2 separate regions of the Mus musculus genome follow, and region 2 is linked to region 1. The links are chromatin loops, found by intact Hi-C in ENCODE. Cell type or tissue: left cerebral cortex. All regions are shown on one strand.

Region 1 (2,500 bases):
GCAGGGAGACCTTCAGAGCTCATCCCAGCCTCCTCAAAATACCTCTTGAATCACAGAAGCAGCAAAGAGAAACCCAAAATCTCCCCCTACACACATACATACACACACCACATCACACACTACACACATACATACACACACCACATCACACACTACACACATACATACTCATACACACACCACACCACACCACACCACATCACACACTACACACATACATACACACACCACATCACACACTACACACATACATACTCATATACACACCACACCACACCACATCACACACTACACACATACATACACACACCACATCACACACTACACACATACATACTCATACACACACCACACCACACCACATCACACACTACACACATACATACACACACCACATCACACACTACACACATACATACTCATATACACACCACACCACACCACATCACACACTACACACATACATACACACACCACATCACACACTACACACATACATACTCATACACACACCACACCACACCACATCACACACTACACACATACATACATACACACACCACATCACACACTACACACATACATACTCATATACACACCACACCACACCACATCACACACTACACACATACATACTCATACACACACCACATCACACACACAGCCCAGGTCTTGTCTGTCTGTCTCTCTCTCTCTCTCACACACACACACACACACACAGCACAGCACACTTTACAGGATTGTCTTTCTCTTTTGCCATTTTCTACTCCAAAGGGCTAATTGTTGGCCACTATGATGGAATTTAGCACTTAGAAACAGCTACTGTGTTGATTAATTAAAAAAAAGAAAAGAAAAAGAAAAAAGAAAGAAAAAGAAAAGGAAGAAAGCCATGATTCCTACCTAGCCAATTGCCTTTTCAAGCACACCCAATTTTACTTGTCTTTTCTAGTAATACCCTAATGTGAGAATAAGACTGACTGAACTCACTGAGAGTTGTAGATTCACCCCTACCTCCCAGATAACCATCTTTCCATCCACCTCCCTTGCAGCACAGTAGAGTGTCCCTTAAAACAAAAACTATGTGTAGACCACCTAGGGTGATACAGACATGCTCATGGGACAGAGCTCGTGTCCGGTTTTTGCCTGGCTGGCTGTCTTTATCAGCCTGATGAAGCCTTGTTCTTGGGAGTACAATATGTTAAGCTAGATTGCTCTTTCTTCTCCCCTTCTGTCTCCCTTTTAAAGCATCGCACACTCCCTGGGCCAGGTGGCGTTGCTTCCTGCCTCCGCTGCTCGCTGCTCGCTGTTGCTAAGCGAGAGGCACCCGCTCGCACATGATGCTGAACCAATAGCGTCCTGACCCCCATTGGCTGGTAAAAGCCAAAGAAAGAGAATCCCACCGCGCCGCCTGTGACCGGTGGGTCCTCCTCCCCCTCCCACCTTTTCTCTTCCGACAGGAAGGGGCGGTGGCGGTGAGGGCGATGGGAGGAGGAAGGGGGAAGAAAGGATGGGGGAGGCGAATCCTACCACGTTCTGCCTTACTTGGGATAAATGCCATTTTTTTCTTCCTTTGTGAAGCAAAGGAACAGTGGCTTCCCCATGCAGATGCGCTTCTTCCCGTCCCGAAACTACCCCTGCTGTCAAAGCCCATAGTCGGAAAGAGCGGGTTGTTGACCTGCAGACCTGTGCTTTCTCTCTCTCTCTCTCTCTCTCTCTCTCTCTCTCTCTCTCTCTCTCTCTCTCTCTCTCTCTCTCTCTCTCTCTCTCGGAATAGGGCCAAGCAGTTAAGGTCCTCAGTTTTGGAGGCCCTGGGACCGTTCTGTCCTTTCTTCCTCCTCTTCACCCCTCTCCTTTCCTTTCTGTCTCACAATATCTTTTTTCCCAGAATGCAATTCATTGGAGTGTTAAAAATTAGCAGAGGGTGTTTTTACATCTTGTGAGGACACCGGCAGAACATTGGTGAGGGGGGGGGTGGTGGTGAAGGAAGCGGTATCCGTACAAAAGTCATTTTTAAAACTCCCCCATTAGGATTCTTAGTCCTTGGCAAATTCTAGTAAAGAACAAAATGGAAATGACAGGCGATCTTGACTGGCAAACTGCCAGTGTAGACAGCCAGTGGTAGGTTTGAGATTATATAGAGGAAATGACCTTTCTCCTATAATTACCTGGATATTTTGAGAAACATCGGACCCGAGTTACCTGGATAATTATAGCTTTGCAGATCTGACCTCGGGACAACACAGATTTCATGGAGAATGCTCTCTTTGGTGATGAAGGTGAGAGGCACCACTGCTTTTGCAGCCCAGGAACAAGACGCCCTCCTGTGTGCGCTGATAACTGCAAGTGTCCCCTGGCCTTTAGCAGACAGCATTAGGTTTCTTCTACCCTCTTCCTGGATTTGCCATTGGGGTGCACAGTCAAAAGGATGAAACCTGTTCCATTCCTCACTCGGGATCCCACAGAATAAAAGATCCTTCTCCCTCCCCATCTGCCTTTCCCA
Region 2 (2,500 bases), 120 kb after region 1:
TTTCCAAATCTGATTTGTGAAGACCCTTTGATCTGACTTAAAGGCAATATTTTTAAAGATTTATTTTCATTACTTATGTTACGTGTGAGACTGTATGAATGTGTATGGACAAATGAGCATAGATGCCCTTAGAGATCAGAAGAGGGTGTCACAGCCCCGGGAGCTGGCAGTGGTGAGCCACCTGACATGAGTTCTGGAAACTGAGGTCTTGCCCTCCCCCAAAGCAGTGGACACTCTTAACTGACTTAATGTCATCATTAGAAGCTGTTTGTGTTCTTTAAGGATAAACAACTTGCCTCAGATTGGGCATTAGTCTGTTAGGTACAGGAGTTCTTGCAATGAGCATTTTAAAATTAATGTATTTGATAATCACAATCAAGTTTATTTGAGTTTAAAAAAAAATAGTCATGGCATGCAAATACTGCTGAGGAACAAATTTAACAAGGCTCTTTTTTTTTTCTTCCAGTGTGGCCTCTATGGTAAAAAATAGTAAAATGTGACCTTCTAGGTCTTAAAATCCATTATTCTTTTGACCTTGAGGCTTTGATGCAAAAAGCAAGAATAACAAGAGGAGAATCAGAAAATGGCTTCCTGTCAGAAAAGCACACTCTCTGTTGTTTACACACGTCGGCTTTATTGAGCTTAATTCCATCAAGCTAACAAAATGGAGAAGCAATAGTTACAGCAAACGAGGCTTCCAAGGCTTAAGCTCTTGCAGCAGGTCCCAGTGTGGACTGCACCACAGCCCACAGGAGCCTGGCCAAGTTCCTCCAGCCATTGCTTCCTCCTGCTCTGTCCTTTCCAGTGGCATGGCCAGGACCCAAGCCTGGATTTGCACGTCCCCAGCAATCATTTCCCAACATCTAAACACACCTCCCATAGTAGCTTCCTCTGAAAGGGAGAATGGAAGTCAAGTTTCACCCAAACTTCCTATGGAACACAAAAGGCCATAACATCCAAATCGCCCCTCTGAAGCACGGGGGCTACTGAGACAGCAGAATTGCCGTTGGAAGCAAAATGGGATGTAGTGATTGGTTGAAAAGAAAAAAAAAGTGAATTTCTAGCTCTTTTCAGGCTCTTGCCATGAGTAAAACTTGAAAATGAAATATCAGAAAATCCAAGATGAGATGGGCCTTAGATCTTCCATCCCCCTCCAATCCCCCGCCTTTCAGAGAGGCCGTATCTAAACCATCCCAGATGGCTGCTCTATTTTTAAAGAACTCCAGAGAAGGAGTCTCTCCCACCTCCTCAGTCACCCATCTCAGAATCTCTTGTTCCTTGCTCCCAGAATGTTTTTTTTTTGAGAGCCTTCAGCAGTGGTGGGGACGGGGAGATTGTCTTAGGGACCCTTGGGGGATTTTACCCCAGGGTGCAGGGGAGGAAACTGTGGCTTCGGGCAGTGTCTCTCTCTCTTCACTGAAAGAATTCTCTCTAATCTTAGGATTTCAGTTTTGTGAAGGAGCTTCTTGAGGGTCATTCCAAAATTCTTGGGCTTGTGATCTGTATAGCACTTCCAAAAGGAGGAAGACTGAATACATATTCATGTTTAAGACCCAGGAGAAGAACATGTTTGGGGCTATACACAGCTTCCCCGGGAACAGACTTGTCCAGGAGACTGCTCATTCATTGTACCCTTTGTTTCTCCAGTCCATCCTGGAAACCACTCAGGGGTTGGCTGAGATTCGGCCGTCTAAGAAGTAACCAGGCAAGGTCACTACCACCGAGTCTACACTCCTGTGGAGAAGAAGGTGGCCCAAGGGGAGGAGTGACAGGCGAGGGGATTATACATCATGACAAGGGGCACCATGAAGATCAAACAGATGAAAGTGAGAGAAAGAGATGGCAGGGAGGCAGAGTGGCCAGGACAACCTCAATCCTGGGAGTCTGCCCCTCTGTACAGGCAGGGAACTGCAGAGTTAGCATAGGTCATAATTGTAAGAGAGCTTTGCTACAGGAGAGGGTGGGGCCAAAATGTGTAAAGCCAACCAGCATCTCCTAAGCCATGTGACAAATTTAACTTTGATGAATGTGAAAATCTGTAGAAATTTAGACGGAAAAGCGTGACCTGAATTTTTTTTTCTTTTTTTTGTTTTGGCTATTTGGGTTTTTTGTTTTTGTTTTTGCTTGTTTGTTTGTTTTTTTGGAGACAGGTCTTTCTGTGTAGCCCTGGCTGGCCTGGAACTCACTATCTAGACCAGCCTGGTCTTGTACTCACAGAGATCCCCCTGCCTCTGCTTCCCTAGTGCTGAGATGACTTGCAGAGGATAGACTGGAGAGGGTAAGGTGGGAATCGAAGTGGCCCATACATTAACTGAACTGAGGTATGTAGGAGGGTGGGGCCACCTCTGATAAAACCTTAGAAACTCGTAAGAGTGACAGGTGTGAGGCACATGCACTGGCCACGCCCAGGTACACCTGGCTTTAACAAAATGTGTAAAGCTCAAAACTTAGAGTCACTTTTCTCGTTTTCGAGTGATTTGCCTTGAGTGTCTGTTCCACA

The links. Hi-C counts contacts between places; a loop is a spot of excess contacts. Peaks named below come from ENCODE experiments on the same cell type or tissue, not always from the same donor. Only the 100,000 strongest peaks of a DNase experiment are listed, where the experiment ranks them.
Region 2: it touches region 1 in a loop (8-fold over the local background); 5 of 42 quality-filtered maps call a loop at or near these places.

The regions. Positions count from the first base shown.
Region 1 is chr3:52,006,657-52,009,156 of GRCm38, reverse strand. The region is part of intron 1 of Maml3 (mastermind like transcriptional coactivator 3); the gene reads left to right. Among named protein-coding and RNA genes, the nearest start is that of Maml3, 97 kb to the left of the region's middle. In left cerebral cortex, a CTCF peak has its summit at 1,295; DNase peaks (open chromatin) are centred at 1,297 and 2,061; H3K4me3 peaks cover 1,219 bases; H3K27ac peaks cover 1,647 bases.
Region 2 is chr3:51,884,386-51,886,885 of GRCm38, reverse strand. All of the region lies in intron 1 of Maml3 (mastermind like transcriptional coactivator 3), which reads left to right. Among named protein-coding and RNA genes, the nearest start is that of Gm46803, 180 kb to the right of the region's middle. In left cerebral cortex, no CTCF peak of the experiment used is centred here; DNase peaks (open chromatin) are centred at 791 and 1,191; H3K27ac peaks cover 1,305 bases.